Linked DNA regions of Homo sapiens: region 2 is linked to region 1. A link is a contact called in ENCODE Hi-C or POLR2A ChIA-PET data. All regions are on one chromosome and are shown on one strand. Each heading gives the region's core, a stretch centred on a gene start or an enhancer-like site at or near the end of the contact. The rest is flanking DNA. Distances are from core to core; before and after follow the strand shown.

What was found. Hi-C counts contacts between places; a loop is a spot of excess contacts on that map. ChIA-PET counts read pairs that join two places held with the same protein, here RNA polymerase II (POLR2A).
Region 2: a map of transverse colon shows a loop between it and region 1 (28-fold over the local background). The contact joins two enhancer-like sites. A Hi-C loop is called at or near these places in 1 of 168 maps with a recorded cell type or tissue (transverse colon). POLR2A ChIA-PET finds 5 or more read pairs at or near these places in 1 of 52 experiments (activated T-cell).

The regions. Positions count from the first base shown.
Region 1 is chr18:9,182,580-9,186,936 of GRCh38, forward strand. The region is part of intron 2 of ANKRD12 (ankyrin repeat domain 12); the gene reads left to right. Among named protein-coding and RNA genes, the nearest start is that of ANKRD12, 48 kb to the left of the region's middle. Within about 2 kb of position 2,477, at least 3 of the 41 ENCODE cell types and tissues checked have a DNase peak (open chromatin) inside an H3K27ac peak, as active enhancers do.
Region 2 is chr18:10,834,430-10,838,924 of GRCh38, forward strand. All of the region lies in intron 7 of PIEZO2 (piezo type mechanosensitive ion channel component 2), which reads right to left. Among named protein-coding and RNA genes, the nearest start is that of MIR6788, 77 kb to the left of the region's middle. Within about 2 kb of position 1,347, at least 2 of the 41 ENCODE cell types and tissues checked have a DNase peak (open chromatin) inside an H3K27ac peak, as active enhancers do.

The DNA.
Region 1 (4,357 bases), core at 1,227-3,726:
GTATTTTTAGTGATTTCTCGTAAGATAAAAACCAATATGGATGCCAGATAAATCCAAACCATTTATGCCCTTTAGAAATAAATTGGATTCCTGGGGAAGTGATTGTTTATCATTCCTTAAGGTGAACACACAACTACTAAGTAAAACACAATTACTAAGATTGTGCAATTAAGAAATATTGAGAGAGGGAAAAATTTTTATTATTAGTCATTGTCAATGACCTGTAATTCTGTCTTTTTATATCTATCCTTTTTCATTCCTACTTAATTTAGACCCTCAGAACCTTCGTTTGGACTCCTGCAATTGTCTCCTAACTGGTCTTGCTATCCCTAGTCTCTCCTTATCTCTGGTTTTATACATTGTCTTTGAATTTTTTTTCTGTTTACTTTTTAAAGTCTTTTTAAAAGCCATTTTCTTACGGAAAGATGTCTGAGGTGTTTCCAGACATTTTTAACTAACGGAGTTGCGCAACCATCATCACAATAAGGTTTTAGAACATTGCCATCATTGTGGAAAGGTCTTTGTTGCCCATTTGTAGTCAGTCTCCACTGCAACCCTAAACCCTCCAGGCAACCCCATATCTGCTTTCAAAATCAGGAAGTGTAAGTTTTCAAACTGTATTCTTTTCAGAATCGTTTTGAGTCCTTCATGATTTCATATAAATTTTAGGATCAGCTTGTCAGTTTCTACAAAAGTACCTGCTAGGATTTTGAGGGAATTTTATTGAATTTTTTCATTGAATGTGTAGATCACTTTGAGTTGTATTGCCATCTTAATATTGTCTTCCAATCCATGAACATGGAATAGCTCTTCATTTACTTAGATCTTCAATTTGTCTCAGTAGTGCTTTGTAGTTTTCAGTGTAAAAGTGTTGCATTCTATTGTTAAATTATTTGTAAGTATCTTATTCTCTCAGTGCTACTATGGATAATTTTATTTTGGGCTCTTTATTGCTAGTACAGAAATATAATTGATTTTTGATGTAGTTATCTTTGTATCCTGTGATCTTACTCAATTATTAGTTCTAACAATTTGTAATTCCTTAGGACTTTCTACATATGGAATCATATTATCTGTGAATAAAGATAATTTTACTTCTTTTCCAGTCCGGATATTTCTTTTTTTGTTTGATTACCTTTACTTCTCGCCCCCCTTTTTTCCCCGATTACACTGGCAAACTCTTCTTGATTACAGTACTTAGTCCACTTACATTTAATGTAATTATTGCTATGACTTATATCTGATGATAATTTATATGTGCAGTTTTGCTCTTTATTGTATATTTCATGTCTTTTTTGTTACCTCTTTTATGTTGCCATTTTTGGTTTTAAATATTTTTCAGTGTACAATTTTAATTTCTCTAATTTTTTTAAACTGTTTTTTGATGTATTATCTTAGATGTTGATCCTGGAGATTGTAATACACATCCTAATTGATCACAGTCTACTTACAGGTTGATATTGACACAATTCCAGTAAAATATAGCAGCTTTGCTTCAATATAGCTCCATTTTCTTCCTTTGTGTTATTTATATAACATCGATTACATCTAGATATGTGATTAACCCAACAAAAGAATGTTATAATTGTTTGATACAAAATGTTATCTTTTAAAGAAATAAGAGAAATCAATGTTTATGTAGTTTCAGATTTCCCTACAAATTTACTGATTTTGGTGTTCTTAATTTCTTCCTATGGATTTAAGTTACTATCTGGTGTAAGAATTTTCCTTAGTACTTACTATAAGGCAAGTCTTCAGCCATGGTTTCTGTCAGTCTTTTTTTGATCTAGGTAGGAATATCTTGATATGGCCATTTTTTTTTCCTTTTTGAGACAGAATTTTGCTCTCTTACCCAGGCTGGAGAGTGCAGTGGTGTGATCTCAGCTCACTGCAGCCTTGACCTCCCAGGCTCAAGCAATCCTTCCACCTCAGCCTCCTGAGTAGCTGAGACCGCAGGTGCACACCACTATGCCCAGAGATAGGGTTTCATCATGTCGCCCAGTCTAGTCTGAAACTCCTGGCCTCAAGTGAGCCACCTGCCTCAGCCTCCCAAAGTGCTGGGATTACAAGTGTGAGCCACCACACCCTGGCCGATGTTGCCATTTTTAATAAGTAGCTTTATTGAGATATAATTCGCATGCCATACATTTAAAGTATACAATTCAGTTGTTTTTATATTTACAGAGTTGTATGGTCACAACCACAATCAATTTTAGAAGTTTCACCCCAATATATACTCTTGAGAGAATGAGAAAGATAAAAATAACATCTTAAATGTTATTATGAAGATACTGACGTTGCAGATCTCCTCAGTTGATCTCACGGACTATAATTTGAGAACTGCTATACCAGTGTAATAAGCTCATTAATGAAACTACTGAGTGATGGGAGGAAAAAAGGAGAGAATGCTACTTAACAGGTTCAGCGATAGCCTAATAGTAGAATTAGGTACTTAATCTGGGTTCTCAAGGATGAATCCGTATTTGACCAGAAGGAAAGTGAAAGTAAAGGGTAGTATAAGCGAAAGAAACAGCAAATGAAAAACAAACTTCAGTTGGGATGTAGCCTATGAAGGATGGAGGATAGGAGGTGAGTCTAGCACTAGACAAGGAGCAGTTCATTATAGCCTTGTGTGCCTTGCAAAGGATCTTGGAACTTATTCTGTAGTCAGTGAGTCAGGAGGGAAGGGTCATAGAAAGAACCAGTCAGAATGCTATTTGATAAAATATAAGTAGGAGGCAGTGTGGGCAGTGGCTTTTGGGATGAAGAGAAGTTGGCAGATCGAAAAGCTGTTGAATGAATTAAACTTGTGTGTGAAGAAAAAATAGTCTGGGTCCATTCTGAGGTTTGTTTCCATTACTAGGTTAATGATTGGGCCATTTCCTGAAAGGAAATTCAAGAGAAAGAACAGGTTGTTTTGAATAAGTTTGCTTTGTACTTGCTGAACTGAGTTGGCCCTGGGAACATTCAAGTAGAAATGTTTAGTAGGCAGTTGCATATGAGTGTAAGAACTCAAAACAAGTCTGGATTGGAAATAAATATATGAGGATATGTAGAAAGTATGGAGAAGAGTGTACAAAGAGTGTATAAAGTGGCACAAGAATGGAGGAGGATAGACCCTGAGGAATTCAAATATTTTAGGAGGAGTAAAGAGACAAGGAAAGAGGAGGACAGAGAGAGAACCAAGGGAGGTTCCACAGAGAATGGCTAAAGGGAAGAGAGAGTCTGCACTGCCAAATGCAACAGAGGTTAAGAGGAAAGATGAGGCCATTGAAACATTTTAAATGACCTTGATGAAAGTAGTTTGCGTGGAGATGTGGGGACAGAATGCAATGTTAGATTTGAAGAAAGCATTATAACTTTTATTTCTGCATGTTTAAGTATAGTGAAGATTATATTTGTGGAAATTCATCTGGGCTGCTTGATGCCACTTTTTGGATTTGAATTTATGAGGCTAAACTGAATGAAGCTTTAATTGTTCCTATGTACTTTTCATGTATCTTTTGAAAGTTGTCACGAAATAAGTAGTGCCTGAATATTGCCCTCCTAAAAGTGTGATTTTTTTTTTTTTTTTTTTTTGAGACGGAGTCTCGCTCTGTCGCCCAGGCTGGAGTGCAGTGGCGCGAAAAAGTGTGATTTCTTAAAAGTGTAGCAACAATAGCAAAAACCAAATACTTCACTAACATATTTCTGTTTAAAACATTCCCTAGGTAAGTTAAGAATACTTGTTAATCATTGGATTTATAAAATAAATGGCAAGAATGAATACAAACTATTACATTCCTCTAGTTAACAAATTTTTGGCTTACATAAAGGGATGTATTTATTCTCAGTCTCTGTTTAACTGTATGTTTTTCAAGATCAGTAGTTTGGGTAAGGATCAGAAGCTCATCTAAGGCAACATGCGCTGTACTTAAATTGCCATGCTTTGGGATTTCAGAGCAGTTTGATGTCAAAAGCTGTTGTTAGAAGTATTTTCCTCAGTCTTTCAGTGAATATTTAACCCCTTATTTTACCTTGAGAGGAAGGGCTGTAGTTTTTATTCCAAAGATGCTAGGTATAGACCATGTTGCTGCTCCTTTTTAAGACAAAGTGAAGAAGTTGGGGTAGGGGGTAGAAGGCATGACCATCATTCATGTGTATATTTGCAATGTGTATTTCTTTGATTGTCTTTTTTTTTTTTTTTTTTTTGACGGAGTCTCGCTCTTTTTCCCCGGGCCGGAGTGGAGTGGCGCGATCTCAGCTCACTGCAAGCTCCACCTCCTGGGTTCACGCCATTCTCCTGCCTCAGCCTCCCGAGTAGCTGGGACTACAGGTGCCCGCCACCGCACCTGGCTAATTTTTTGTATTTTTAGTA
Region 2 (4,495 bases), core at 97-2,596, 1.7 Mb after region 1:
ACTATTACAACTATGATATTATCACTATTAGCCCAGCCCCACTCTGTGATGCAGGTGCCGGCTTCCCCTTTAATCCCTCATGATGGAGTCACAGAGTCTTTTTGGGAGAATGCAACAGAATGTGATTGAATCCCTGCTGGGTGTCAGGCACTTGACACCCACAGCCTGTTTTAACACCTCTCTGATTTCATGAGGTAGGTATCATGTAAGCAACTGTAGGAAGAAGAAGCCAAAGCCGCAGGAGGCTAGATCAGAGAGGAAGCCTGGCCTGTCTGAACTCCAAAGCCCTTCCCTTTCCACAAGGCCAGGCTTCCTAGAAAAGGCAGGGTGCCTAGAACACCAGCCTCAGAAAGGCTCTTCCTTTAAGTTTCTTCCCCGCTAGCTTTCACAAGAAACTCCAGTGCCCTTTTCCCACACCTGCCTCCATCACTCTCACTTTCACAAGGGCGTGATCATAAGCTTTTGTTTTGTTTGTGTCCTCCAAAATTCTTAGGTTGAAGCCAAACTCCCCATGTGAAGGTATTAAGAAGTCGGGCCTTTGAGGGGCGATTAGGTCACAAGGGAGAAGCCCTCATGAAAGGGATCTGTGCCCTTATGAAAGGGACCCAGAGAGCTCTTTCACCCCTCCATCATGTGAGGACACATCTAGAAGGTACTATCTGTGAACCAGGAAGAGGGCCCTTGCCAGGCACCGACTCTGTTGGCACCTCGATCTTGGACTCTCCAGCCTCCAGAATTATGAGAAATAAATGTTTGTTGTTTAAGCCCCCAACCTACAGTATATTATTATAACAGCCCAAACAGTCTTTGCAGCTCTCCTAGGTTAAAGGCCTCTCCAATGACCTCATTTTTTTTTTTTTTTGGTAAGGAGGTGGAAAACACAGGATGAGAAAGAGACATTCCATATTTAGAATACTGAACAAGAAGCCACAGAAGAGTGTTTGTTGTCAAATACAAAACAGATCTTTCTGTAAAGACAGAGAAACTTTCCAGATATCTTTTCTCTATTTTTCCAGCATTCTTTACACCATCATTTCATTAAAATATGCACATAATGGTATATTGGCAGAATGCCTGGAACCAAACTTAGCTACACAGTAAAACTCCTAACCAAGTTCTTTTTTTTTTTTTTGAGACGGAGTCTCGCTCTGTCACCCAGGCTGGAGTGCAGTGGCGCGATCTCGGTTCACTGCTGCCTCTGTCTCCTGTGTTCCAGTGATTCTCCTGCCTCAACCTCCCAGGTAGCTGGGATTACAGGCACGTGCTACCACACCTGGCAAATTTTTGTATTTTTAGTAGAGATGGGATTTCGCCATGTTGGCCAGGCTGGTCTCGAACTCCTGACCTCAGATGATCCGCCCACCTTGGCCTACGGGCATGAGCCAGCGCGTCCAGCCTGAGTTCTTACATTGATCATTTAAATTTCGAGTAATTTGTACTAAAGTCCAACTCTGACTCACAGTACTTTTGCAAATGCTCGATTGCAAAGATCGGATGAAAGTTTTTATAGTAATGTCCTTTGTGAAAAATGTTTGCTCACTCTGACAGAGTAATATCAGTGTCAGAAACTAATGTAAACAGGTCCAAATAAGCCTATGTCGCTTATGCTTTTTTTCCTTCCTGTGACTTTATGAACAGTTTGTGATGATTCCCCCAGGTACTGGATTACATGAGCAAAGTACCACAAAATGGAATAAAGTTACTCTCGACACACTTAGTTATGCTCCAGGATCACTCCCCTTATCTCCTATTTAAGAGTTGGGAGTTAGATCAACTCTTCCCCCTTGACTGATGATTCCTGGAATTTATAATGCTGACTCTCAGTAGTGAGTAGACTCCTGTCTAAGCAAACAATCCCATCCTGAGCTTATTGGCTCACTTATTTGAAGGCTTGTGGATCTATTTCAAATCATGAATATTTTTGAGATGAAAAAAATGTTAGCAATTGCTGACCTCTCCCTCTCCACTCCTGTCTCCTCCCCATCCCTACCCAATACCTCCCCACTTTGCTAGCCCGGCTGTAACTTGCTCAAGGTCACTTACTATATTGAGGAAAGGAGCTACAACTAGAAACCAGATCACTTGCAACTGTTTAATGTGAAGCTATTGTTAATTCCATTACTTTGTGGCTAATTACTAGGTTAAGGTAATGAGGTATATGATGTCAAACATATAAAGTCACACCATAGGCCATGTCCTATAATAGTTGGTCAAGAAATCCTGGCTACAACGATATCATTATTATGACAATGTATAACATAAACTTGTCTTATGCCTAGGTCAGAGCTTAATACCATATTGATGGCATTGGCAAACAAGAGGATACAAGTGTCCTCTTTAAGATGGAATAGAACCTCAATCCTGCTCAAGTGAACTGGATCTCTTAAGGGGAGGTAATATCTGCACAGGTTGGGAGGATTTGGAGTGGTGGTTGGGAACATGTACAGAATTTACAACATTGTTTTATGTTCCATTATTAATATTTGGTTTTTTGCCAAGAAAAATGTATTTATTTCATCTTGGTAATATGATCAAAGGAAGGGGAAGGGCCACTGAGGATACTCACAACTGTGGTTTGGTTTCAGCAAAACACACATTCTTCTATTGTGGGGTATAATCACTCTTACACACTCATAACCTGTATGTTAGTTTCTTAGGCAAAGAAACACTCTTCGCACAGGGATTGCTCACAACTCTTTCCATGCCAAGAAGCATGTGAGGAGGAGGGGATGGTGTGCACTCCTGTTGTGGACGGTAACAGAACCTGGAAATCAATGCTTTGAGGGGATTTTATTTTGACAGCTTTCACTAACTTTGTTTTTATACTTTCCTAAGTCTAGAATGAGAAGAGCCTTTAAGTTCTCACTGATCCTCAAGGGAAGAAAAGAAGTCCCCTGTGAGGGGAACACAGCATCTTCTGAGAATACCTTTTCCAACTGCAGCCATCTTGCCTCTCTCACCTTCCATACCACAGTGCTGATCCAGGTACCTGTAGAGTGCTCCATCACGCTGGACTCGCTGGAATGGGGGTAATGAGGATGACCCATCCTTACCACCATGCACATCCTTTAGAATGTTGGGGCCAGCAAGAAAGCTTGAGAACCACTGGTAGATGGTATCAATATCTCTTCCCAATCCAAAATTCTATGGTACAATCTATGTAAGAAAAGGCCTAAAATCTAACTGTGGGTGGACAGAACAGAATTAATTTTTACATATGAATGAAAACAAAGACATACCATCAAAAAGGCATGGGTAGTCAGATATCCTCACAAAGCAATGTTTGTGTTCCCAACCATTTTATAAAATTTCCTCATTTTTTTTTGTTGTTGTTGTTGTTGAGATGAAGTCTCACTCTGTCGCCCAGGCTGGAGTGCAATGGTGCAATCTCAGCTCACTGCAACCTCCACCTCCCAGGTTCAAGTGATTCTCCTGCCTCAGCCTCCCGAGTAGCTGGGATTACTGGTGCCTGCCACCATGCCCGGCTAATTTTTGTATTTTTAGTAGAGACGGGGTTTCGTCATGTTGGCCAGGCTGGTCTCGAACTCCTGATCGCAGGTGATCTGTCCGCCTCGGCCTCCCAAAGTTCTGTGTTTACAGGCATGAGCCACCACACCCAGCAAAATTTCCTCCATGTTACACAAGCGTCTCTGTGGGAAAAAGGCTAGAACTGTCTTTAAAGTATCTTTAAGGTATCTTTCCAGCAAGTTTCTCTCCATTTCTTGTGGCATCCCATCCTATAATACTGTCTTTTACAATAAGTTTTTGCTAGTTCGGCTTCCAATTCCTTTTCCCACCCTACCCCCTGCCTTGCATCATATGGAAAACACAGCCAATGTTTAACCATCTTTTTTTTATTGGTTTCTTACTTATGCTTTAAACATGTTTCCATGCCAAACCCATAGATATTTTATTTTGTGTGTGAGCAAATTGTAATCTGATAGATTTCACACTACATTGTTTTTTCAACCTTGGAAAAACTTTGCACTGAGTCCCCTGGGCTCTGCATCATGCTTCTGAAGCTTTTGGGGGCACAAACATGTCTTAACTATTTGCCAATTTACTGTAATTGGGCTTCATATTATGTTTGCAGGATACTGCCTTATAATAAAAAGCAATCTGTTCATAGGACAATTTTGCATCAGGTGCAGGGTGTGCTGTATTCAGAACTATGATTGGTGGTGGACAAATAGAGGCCACATGGAAGGGGCTTACATTTAATTATCACAGGCATTCTTTCTCTGATGTCATCTGTAGGGTTCATAAGGGAATGTTTATATTCTATGAGTGTTGCAAATTTATGGCCTCTTTCCCATGCTTGAACACACTGTCACCTCTGAGAGAAAAGTGAGAAATGAGTCAGAACCAGAACTCCCATGACCAGCTGGTCTTCCACACTCCTGGGTTACTTCCTATGACAGCAAGACGTAGCTCAACACGTAAGCCAGGCAACCTCCCCTCCCTATCAAGAAGCCCAAGATGAGAGGTCATAAAT